Linked DNA regions of Homo sapiens: region 2 is linked to region 1. A link is an interaction called in ENCODE POLR2A ChIA-PET data of the cell type or tissue named here. Cell type or tissue: K562. All regions are shown on one strand. Each heading gives the region's core, and the rest is flanking DNA. Links, peaks and the distances in the headings are about the cores only.

The links. ChIA-PET counts read pairs that join two places held together with the same protein. Peaks named below come from ENCODE experiments on the same cell type or tissue, not always from the same donor. Only the 100,000 strongest peaks of a DNase experiment are listed, where the experiment ranks them.
Region 2: POLR2A ChIA-PET joins it to region 1 with 13 read pairs; 14 of 35 experiments call an interaction of 5 or more read pairs at or near these places.

Annotation. Positions count from the first base shown.
Region 1 is chr1:146,050,150-146,055,541 of GRCh38, forward strand. It overlaps RNVU1-6 (RNA, variant U1 small nuclear 6), which reads right to left and starts at 2,095; the gene lies at 1,932-2,095. LINC01719 (long intergenic non-protein coding RNA 1719) reads left to right here and starts at 2,447. Exons shown (of 3, transcript NR_125968.1): 1 at 2,447-2,799. RefSeq lists enhancers at 1,305-2,033, 2,034-2,765 and a silencer at 1,945-2,184. In K562, for the core only: no CTCF peak of the experiment used is centred there; a DNase peak (open chromatin) is centred at 2,052; H3K4me3 peaks cover 919 bases.
Region 2 is chr1:145,987,507-145,992,868 of GRCh38, forward strand. It overlaps TXNIP (thioredoxin interacting protein), which reads right to left. Exons shown (of 8, transcript NM_006472.6): 8 at 4,929-5,362. Among named protein-coding and RNA genes, the nearest start is that of TXNIP, 6.4 kb to the right of the region's middle. RefSeq lists an enhancer at 5,202-5,281. In K562, for the core only: no CTCF peak of the experiment used is centred there; a DNase peak (open chromatin) is centred at 2,958.

The DNA.
Region 1 (5,392 bases), core at 71-5,070:
TGCAGAAATCAGGACTTGTAATAGTTATGAGTATTTCTTCATTATTTTGAGATGAATACATTTGGGTGTATATTAACCAAAACTTTTCTTGAGAATTCTCCTCTTCCATCACCCTAGCTAGCACATTCATTAATAATTAACTTTTAGAAATCTCAATATTTAGGTTACAGGAAAGCAAATATGGAATGTGATCTATCTAGCTAAAAAAGGAGTGAACATCATTCAAAGACAAAGACTTTATCCTGTTGGGGAAAGGGTTGGCATATTTTCACTGAATGAGAAAAAGTATGATTTTCATATTGTCTTTATTTGAACCTTAAGTATGATTTTACAAGGAGGAAAAAGGAGGAGGAAGAAGCAAAAGAAGAGGAAGAGGAGGAAAAAAAGAAGAGGAGGAAGATGTACATTGATGCCACTTTGAGAAGAAGTGGACTGTGGTGGATTTGTAATGTATCAGTTTTGCCAAGCTGAATGCACATTTCCCAGATTTGCCATCTTTAGATAGCTCTAGGTTAGCCTGGGCAACAGGAGACACTTGGAAGATAGAATTCGAGTGGCTGTTACACTCTTTTGTATACTGGGAAGGGCGTTGTTACAGCTCAGGCATGATCTTCAGCTTCCCTGACCCTTGGACTGGTGGGTGTTTTGCTTCTTGATCTAACATTAAGGTTAGAAGTTGCAGGATTCCAGCAGGGTTTTGTCACATCCAATCTGGTTTAAGTTCTCATATTATTAGGAAAGCTTTAGGGTGCTTCAGGAAAACGCTTTTTAAAAAATCAAATTTGGAAAATATCAAATGGAATTATAGGCAATAAGCATAACCCAGTGGAACCATGAATCAAACCCTCTAGAGCAGGGTTGTCTAAATTTTGGCTTCCTTGGGCCACACTGGAAAAAAAAAAAAGACACTTGTCTTGGGCCAAACATAATATACACTAATCGCAATTGAACTGTACCTGTAAAGCTTGTAAACAAAATGTGTCTGTAAAGTCTGTAAACAGGCCAGGTGCGGTGGCTCAGGCCTGTAATCCCAACATTTTGGGAGGCCGCGAGGCAGGCGGAAAACTTGAGGTCAGGAGTTCAAGACCAGGGTGGCCAACATGGTGAAACCCTGTCACTCTTTTTTTTTTTTTTTTTTTTTGAGACGGAGTCTCACTCTGTCGCCCAGGCTGGAGTGCAGTGGTGCGATCTCAGCTCACTGCAACCTCTGCCTCCCGGGTTCAAGCGATTCTCTTGCCTCAGCCTCCTGAGTAGCTGGGACTACAGGCACGTGCCACCACACCCGGCTAATTTTTTTTTTTTGTATTTTTATTAGAGATGGGGTTTCACTGTGTTAGCCAGGATGGTCTTGACCTCCTGACCTCATGATCCACCCGCTTCCGCCTCCCAAAGTGCTGGGATTACAGGCGCGAGCCAGTGCGCCCGGCCCGGTGAAACCATGTCTCTACTAAAAATTCAAAAAATTAGCCGGACCTAATTTTTTGGTTGCCTGAGCCTGTAATGCCAGTTACTCGGGAGGCTGAGTATTCTCTGGTTGAGGAAGGAGAATAGCTTGAACGCAGGAGGCAAAGGTTGCAGTAAGGCGAGATCGCGCCATACACTCCAGCGGACTGTTTGCTGTTAATCCCATAGGGAAAAGAAAAGCTTAGTTTTATTTCTATAGAACAACAACAAAAAAAGATAAGAGATTAGTAGAGACGGGTTCACTATATTTGCCCACACACGCCTGAGGTCGAGCGATATTAACATAAACATAACCTATCGACGTACCTCATAGATTGCTGGGATTACAAACGTGAGAACCACGATGTCCCAAATTTTTAGTTTCAGTGAAGTTACAGATGGGAACAAAGACCTGATTCTCAGCTTACGCTGACGCCCAGTATGCGTTTCTGCAGCAAACAAAACCTATTTTTAAAACGACAAAAATACAGGGGAAAGCGCGAATGCAGTCTACCACTGCCACAAATTATACAGTCAAGTTTCCCACATTTGGGGAAACTGCAGGGGTCAGCAGATCCGGAGTGCAATGGATAAGACTCGCTCTGGAAAAACCACCTTCGTGACCAGGGTATCTCTCCTGCCAGGTAAGTATGAGTTATTGCACCTCCGCCCCGCCGGCAGCCTCACACGCTTCACCCTTTACACGCACGGTCACTTGCCCCGCGCACACCCCCCTCCCCCCCAGCCCTCCTAGCCCTGACACACAGCTGGGACTCTCAGGTCCGACCAGCGGTCCTGAACCCGCTCCCACGGCACGGGAACTCCTTCGTGGCGAAGCAGCATGTGGCGAAGCAGCAGCCCCTGCGCTGGCTCATCTACATAGAAGTCGCCCTATCCGTGATGTCACCGACAGCGCCTTTCCCAGTCCCCGTCTGCCTTTCTGCCGCTCAGCCGACCAACCCGCTGCCGGAGCCGGCAAGGGGAAGTGACGTCTGCCTCTCCCTTTTTTCTCTCCTGCTTCCCTCATCTGTTCTCTTCCAAAGAAGCTGGTCCTTAGCCTGTATTGCGGAGCAAGCTTTCGGCGACCAGCTGGACCCTGGGCACCCTTCTTCGAACAATGGCTTTTAATTCTCAGACTAGAACGTTTAGGATTACAAAAGAAACTGGTTCTTTTCACATTCTTATTCTTGTGATGTAGCATTCCGCATATATATATATATATATATATATATATATATATATATGTATCCAACTATCCTAAAAGACACTACCCTTCATCATTCCATGCCATTAGACATGTATAGGACCATGCATGGTGATCTCCTCCAGACAAAAGTAAATGCTGGTGCAGAACAGGTAAGTGTACTATAATTTGAGTACATCAGCTTTTGGGCATTTTAAACCATGGGTCAGACAAGTTAGAGCAAGAGGGCAGGTTGATAGCAAGAGGGAGTGTTTTTCTTTTAATTTTCTTTTTTTTTGTTTTGAGACGGAGTCTCGCGCTCTTCGCTCAGGCTGGAGTGCAGTGGGGCTATCTCGGCTCACTGCAAGCTCCGCCTCCCGGGTTCACGCCATTCTCCTGCCTCAGCCTCCCCAGTAGCTGGGATTACAGGCACCTGCCACCACGTCCGGCTAATTTTTTGTATTTTTAGTAGAGATGGGGTTTCACTCTGTTAGCCAGGATGGTCTCGATCTCCTGACCTTGTGATCCGCCCACCTCGGCCTCCCAAAGTGCTGGGATTACAGGCGTGAGCCACCGCGCCCGGCTTCTTTTAATTTTCAAATAGCAAAGTGATGTTTGCCACTGTCATTTCAGAATGAGGTGACAATTTGTTGTTGTTTGGTTTTGTGGGGTTTTTTGTTTGTTTGTTTGTTTCTGAGACAAGGTCTCACTGTCGCCCAGGTTGGAGTACAGTGGCATGATCAGGGTTTACTTCTGCCTTGACCTCACGAATTCAAGCAAACCTCCTTACTAATCCTCCCAAGTAGCTGGGACTACAGGTGCATGACACCACACCCTGGGGTGTGAACTGGGATTTGATGTTTTCAGTTGGCTCCCTGATGGAATAGGTTCCCTTACTATTCTGGAATACAGATTGTCTTCATGATTATGATTCATAATCATAATGATTATGACAGCAGTCCCTGCTGTCAGGCAGGGACGTTTAAGTCTGCAGAAGCTGTCTGCTGCCTTTTATTCAGATATGCCCTGCCCCCAGAGGTGGAATCTAGAGGCAGTAGGCCTTGCTGAGCTGCAGTGGGCTCTACCCAGTTCGAGCTTCCCTACCACTTTATTTACACTGTGACCATAGAACCACATACTCAAGCCTCAGCAGTGGCAGAACCCCCTCCCCCTGCCATGCTCCAGTGTCACAGGTTGATCTCAGACTGCTGTGCTAGCAGCAGGCAAGGCTCCATGGGCATGGGACCTGCCGAGCCAGGCACAAGAGGGAATCTCCTGGTCTGTCGGTTGCAAAGACAGTGGAAAAAAGCACAGTATTTGGGCAGGGGTGTACTGCTTCTCGAGGTACAGTCACTCACAGCTTCCCTTGGCTAGGAAAAAGAAATCCCCCAACCCCTTGCACTTCCCGGGTGAGGCGACACCCCACCCTGCTTTGGCTCATCCTCCGTGGGCTGCATCCACTGTCCAACGAGTCCCAGTGAGATGAACCAGGTACCTCAGTTGGAAATGCAGAAATCACCTGTCTTCTGCGTCTATCTCACTTGAAGCTGTAGACCGGAGCTGTTCCTATTCAGCCATCTTGGAAGCAACCCTCTTTTTCTTTTTGTATTTTGGTAGAGACAGGGTTTCACCATATTGCCCAGGCTGGTTTCAAACTCCTGAGGTCAAGCCATTCTATAAAACAAACTTACATTTGTTTTATCTGAGTTCCTTCCTCAGGAAAGGACTCTCAGGCCTCTCAAAAAGCATCAGAGACCCGAAACTCAGCCAATCACAGCATCCAGACAATGAGATGCCAGTCCCCTCACTCATCACGAGTGCTTCCTCACCCCTCTCTAGTTCCTCTTTTCCCACACACAGTTAACTTTTCTTCTGCGCTATATAAACCCCTAACTTTAGTCAATCAGGGAGACAGATTTGAGACTCATCTCCTGTCTACTCAGCTGCAGCACCTGATTAAAGCCTTCTTCCTCAGCAATACTCAATGTCTCAATGATTGTCTTTCTGTGTGCTGAGAACACTGAAGCCCTGGGGTTTTGGTAAAAATACATGTACACTTTTAAAAACCGCAATTAATGGGTTGTGGTATATTGAGAAATTGGAGTGGCATCAACTTGGCCAATTCTGAGGAAACACACTGTGCTTAAGTGTGAGGGCCCTGCCTCCTGACCTCGACAGTTTATGGTTGATTTTGAGGCACAGCAGGGGAGTATGGCCTGGTTTGAGTGTTTTATAGAAATGTAAAACATGGCTGATTACTTTTTATTTTAAATCCAACAAATCTCCATTTCTGGTGAGAAAATCTTGCCAAAACCAACCAAACAAATGCGTAGAAGTATATGAAGAAGAAAATGAAAGATTCCCTGCCTCCCAATCCCACTTGCTTGGTGTCAGCCATTATTTATCACATGGAGGAAGGGGGCAAGACACACAGGAAGTCCCAAGTCCTGTTCTCACAATCATCTGGCCTCCCTGGGCAAAGGGAAAAGAGGGAAGGCAAAAAGAATATAACACTACTGTTTGCGGAAATTTCCCCTTGGTACAGGAAACTCTGGTAAACTGAGAGAGTATGTTTTCCAGAGGGAGGCCTCAAGGGCTCTTCTCTGGCCCTAAGCCCAAACTGGATTTTGCCTCATTTTCTGAGGTGCAAATGAAATGATAAAAGTTGATCAAAGGAGAGGGCAGAGAGAAAGAAAGAAAGAGGATGACTCCTCTCTCGCAGGTCCACCTTCCTTGGTGTTGCTTGAGGGATCAGAAGAAATGCCT
Region 2 (5,362 bases), core at 65-5,064, 63 kb before region 1:
CAGGCTGGTCTCGAACTCCTGACCTCAGGTGATCCGCCCACCTCGGCTCCCAAAGTGCTGGGATTACAGGCGTGAGCCACCGTGCCCGGCCTATTTTTTCTTAATAGTATAGGAAGACTAATCTTTGGACTTTTTCTGGGTTCTAGACTTACCTATTGTGCCAGGACCTGCAGCCCTGGATCTTTAGCTCTCTGAAAAGGAGTGTTTCAGCTTATGAAATGGAGGTCGATGTGAGGTCACAACAGAGAAAGGACAAAAAAACTTCCCATCCCCCATCCCCAAACTATTGAGGCCAGGATGCCTGGGGGCAGGGACTTGTGATCATTGGAAGGTCAGTAAAATATTTTCCTTATTCACCTTATGCATTTTATCACCTAGAGGTAGCCCAAGAAAATAATTCTAAGAGGGATCTGTAGTCTGTTGAAAGAATTGGGCCAAGGTTGCGTGTGCCTGTAGTCCCAGCTACATGGGAGGTTGAGTAGGGGGAATCCCTTGAGGCTATGAGTTCAAGGTCAGAGTTTGCTATGATTGTGCCTGTGAATAGCCACTCCACTCCAACCTGGGCAACATAGTGAGACCCTCTCTCAAAAAGAGAAAAAAGAATTGTGCAAAGGTCACTCCTTGACTCCACTTCATGCCCTTCAGCTCTTGTGTGATTGTTTTTTGCTGAACATGTGCTTTGTCAGATCCTCCCCTCCACATTTTTCCTTCCCAGTGCCTCAACCCAAGTTAGATCCTTGTGTTTCCAGTCTGTTCAGAGGTATCAATCAAGGCAGCCAATGACTCTGGTTGTTGAAGTACCTGTTTTTTGTTTTGTTTTGTTTTGAGAAGGAGTCTCTCTCTGTCTCCCAGGCTGGAGTACAGTGGCGTGATCTTGGCTCACTGCAATGTCTGCCTCCCAGGTTCAAGTGATTCTCCTGCCTCAGCCTCCCAAGTAGCTGGGACTACAGGTGCCTGCCACGCCTGGCTAATTTTTTATATTTTTAGTAGAGGCGGGGTTTCACCATGTTGGCCAGGCTGGTCTCAAACTCCTGACCTCAAATGATCCACCCACCTTGGCCTCCCAAAATGCTGAGATTACAGGCATGAGCCACAGCACCCGGCCCCTTTTTCTTGTTAATTTTATTTTCTTGCCCTTTTCTCTCTTTAGGTAGTTTTCTTTTTTAGTTCTCTCAGATCTCCCTATACCAGATTAAACCTACTGAATAAATGATACTCAGAACCACATCTCCTCTAATCATTGTACATGTAGGTCATAGCTACTTAAAAATTAAAAGGCACGTGAGAAGAGGATAGGCAAAGAAGACCCAGAATATTCCCCCACTTAAGTGGGGAAATAGCTAAGCCACTCCCCAAGGAAGTGTACTGAAGCAAGCCTGTACGCGGAAAATGTCCTCGGGTGAGGTAGAAGTTGTATACACAAGGCAAAAAGAAGTAGAGTGGAGTTTTTGTGCTGTAAGAGAAGGATAGGTTTCCTCTGGGGGAACAGCTCTAGCTGCTTACTCCCTTAGATTTTGATGTGGTATTCAATATGGCAGTCACTAGTCACTAGTCACTAGTCACATATGTGACAGTCACTAGTCACAGAAAGCTAAAGTTTAATTGAATTGAACAAAATTGGGCCGGGCACAGTAATCCCAGCACTTTGGGAGGCTGAGATGGGCAGATCACCTGAGGTCGGGAGTTCAAGACCAGCCTGACCAACATGGAGAAACCCCATCTCTACTAAAAATACAAAATTAGCCAGGTGTGGTAACGCATGCCTGTAATCCCAGCTACTTGGGAGGCTGAGGCAGGAGAATCGCTGAACCCAGGAGGTGGAGGTTGCAGTGAGCCGAGATCACGCCATTGCACTCCAGCCTGGGCAACAAGAGAGAAACTCCATCTCAAAAAATAATAATAATAATAAATAAATAATTAAACAAAATTAAAAATTCAGTTACAGGCTGGGCACAGTGGCTCACACCTGTAATCCTAGCACTTTGGGAGGCTGAGGTGGGAGGATCGCTTGAGCCCAGGAGTTTTGAGACCAGCCTGGGCAACATGGCAAAACTTCATCTCTATGAAAAATACAAAAATTAGTCGGGCTTGGTGCCATGCACCTGTAGTTCCAGCTACTAGGGGGCTGAGATGGGAAATCACTTGACCCTGAGAGGTGGAGGCTGCAGTGAGCAGAGATCATGCCACTGCACTCCAGCCTGGGAGACAGAGCAAGACCCTGTTTAAAAAAAAAAAAAAAATGTGTGCACAGCACTTTGGGAGGCTGAAGTGGGCAGATTGCTTGAGCCTAGGAGTTCAAGACCAGCCTGGGCAACATGGTGAAACCCTGTCTCTACAAAAAATAGAAAAAATTAGCTGGGCATGGTGGCATGTGCCTGTAGTTCTAGCTACTTGGGAGGCTGAGGTGGGAGAATCACCTGAGCTTGGGAGGTCAAAACTGCAGTGAGCCAAGATTGTGCCACTGCACTCCAGCCTGGGAGACAGAATGAGACCCTATCTAAAAAAAAAAAAAAAAAGATAAGAAAAAAAATCAGTTTATCAGTCATAGTAGCCACATTTCAGGGCTAGTGGCTACTGTATTGAAAATTTCCATCATCATAGAAAGTTCTATTTGGACAGCTGGATAAAGGATATTAAGGGTATCCGGAGGAGATGCCCATGTTCTGGCCCTTCCAGGATCAGATCTCTTTTTTTTTTTGGAGACAGTCTTGCTCTGTCGCCCAGGCTGGAGTGCAGTGGTGCAGTCTGGGCTCACTGCAACCTCCACCTCCTGGGTTCAAGTGATTCTCCTTCCTCAGCCTCCCGAGTAGCTGCAATTACAGGCGTAAGCCACCGCGCCTGGCCCTAGGATCAGATCTCTAAGAGGCCTTGGGTATAAAGTTATCTATCCTTTCGAAGCCATCCCTCTTCTCATATTGGGTACTGGTAGCCCAACTGTGCACACAACCAGGCTCATGTACTCCATGGTCTCTCCATTCCTTTGTCCTGCTCTCTGGCCTGCTCTTATCATTGCTTCACCCCTCTAGGCCCTGGAAAACAAGCTACAGAAAAAACTTTTCCATCAACTTTGACCTAATTTCCTGGTCACAGATTTGAAGGAGAGGAGCCACTAAATTCTTGCACAGGTGAGAAAGGGGCGGAGAGTTCAGGTGAAAGTCACCCTGGCAATAGGGAGAAATAGAGACTGACACTTTGGTAATGAAAGAGAGACAAAGAGAGGGAGGAGAGTGCTATGGAAAATGAAAGATAAACGAAAAATGAGGATTGAAATGGAAAAGGATCTTTTAAATCTCACTTTCTGTTAAATTCACATTGATTTTAGTTTGCTTATTATTTATTTATTTTTGAGACAAAATCTGTCCCCCAGGCTGGAGTGCAAGTGGTGCAATCATAGCTCACTGTAACCTAGAACTTCTGGGCTTGAATGATCCTCTTGCCTCAGCCTTGTGAGTAGCTAGAGCTACAACACCCCACACTGATTTCATGTAGAATTTCCAGGAGCCTGTTATTTGGAATTAGTTTGTGGAAGTCCTCAGAAAAATCAATTCCCAAATAAGGACCAGGACCAGATCTGTGCAAATATTTAAATTGGCCATCCCAGGGTTTCTCCACCTGTCGGTTCTTTAGGAATGAAAATCACTGCTGGGCGCCATGGCTCACACCTGTAATCCCAGCACTTTAGGAGGCTGAGGCGGGTGAATCACGGGAAGTCAGGAGTTCGAGACCAGCCTGGCCAACATGGTGAAACCCCGTCTCTACTAAAAATACAAAAATTAGCTGAGTGTGGTGGCTCATGCCTGTAATCCCAACTACTCAAGAGTCTGAGGTAGCAGAATCGCTTGAACCTGGGAGGCGGACATTGTATTAAGCCAAGATTGGGCCACTGCACTCTAGCCTGGGAGACAGAGCAAGACTCTATCTCAAAAAAAAGAAAGAAAGAAAGAAAGAAAGAAAATCACACCAATTAAACATGGGATTGTGGTATTACTCTACTACTATTACCCTACAAGGAATAGGAACCATCAAATCATCTAAGGGATGAGGGTGAAGTTGAATAGTTAGCAAACATTTACTGAGTTATGTGCTTGGTTAGGAACTGTGAAAATAAAAAATGGTTAGCTGCCTCCAAAGAATTTAATACTCATAACTCTATAACCTCTTAAGTCCTGAAGTTATCCTTGTTAGTATATAAATCAAGTTTACATTGGGAAGAAACCCTATGATAAAACCATATTGTAAAAAGGGGATCTTCAGCTGAGTGTGGTGTCTCACGCCTGTATTCCCAACTCTTTGGGAGGCCAGGGCCAGCAGATCACTTGAGCCCAGAAGTTTGAGGCCAACCTGGACAACATGGCAAAACCCGAACTCTACAAATAATCAAAAAATTAGCTGAGCGTAGAAAAAACAAACACATACACACACACACACGCACACACAATTAACTGAACGTAGTTGTGTATGCCTGTAGCCCAGCTATGTGGGAGGCGGAGATGGGAAGATCACTTGAGCCCAGGAAATCAAGGCTGCAGTGAGCTAAGATCATACTACACTCCAGCCTGGGTGAGTGAGACTGTCTCAAAAAAAGGAACCGCCACTCTTTTCTTTCAAATGCCCTCATAAACATCATCTCCCTGTATTTCAAGAACCCATGAACTCCAAAACTGAAGGAATTTAGTAATGATTACCTATGGATTTGGAAAACTAGTTTAGACAACCGGAAAATCCCAGTATAGTTGTTCAGTGAATCTGAAACATGCCTCAAACGGTTTCCCTCTTCACCTTCTAGCCCCCACTCTGCCGACATTCCTTAGGGTCCATAGGGAGTGTTTTCTCCACAAGGTTTTCATTAGTGTGGATTGTTAAGTAGAGGAAAACTCCTTTAGACACACCTTCTTTCCAAAAACTTTTCCAAAGCCATCTCACAGACATTTTTTTTTCCATTAAAAAAACTTTATTTTCATTTTTTACAAAGAATATCCCCATCTGGGGTAAAAATATATCTGGTTAAGTACAAAATATAGTCTTTACCATACAAAAAGATACATAATACAAAAACATGAAACCAACCATCTTCAGCCCACACTTTCTGGCTGTAATAACTCTCAGAAAAGGGTGGAGCTCAGTGCTCTGACACAGGACAGTGAACAAAGTGCTATGGCTGAGAGTGACTGACCAAGTGCTGGCAGCTGCAGTGAGGGGCCAATATCCCTATCTCCTAACACAGGGCAGGAAGGGGGTTCAAAGGGCTTTTATGAAGACCTGCCCTCTAGTTTCTCATGGCAGTATTTGGAGGTTCTGATCACAGGGTTGGGCATCTTGATCAAGAGTTCCTCCTTGGGTTTGAAGTCACAGTGGGCAAGGC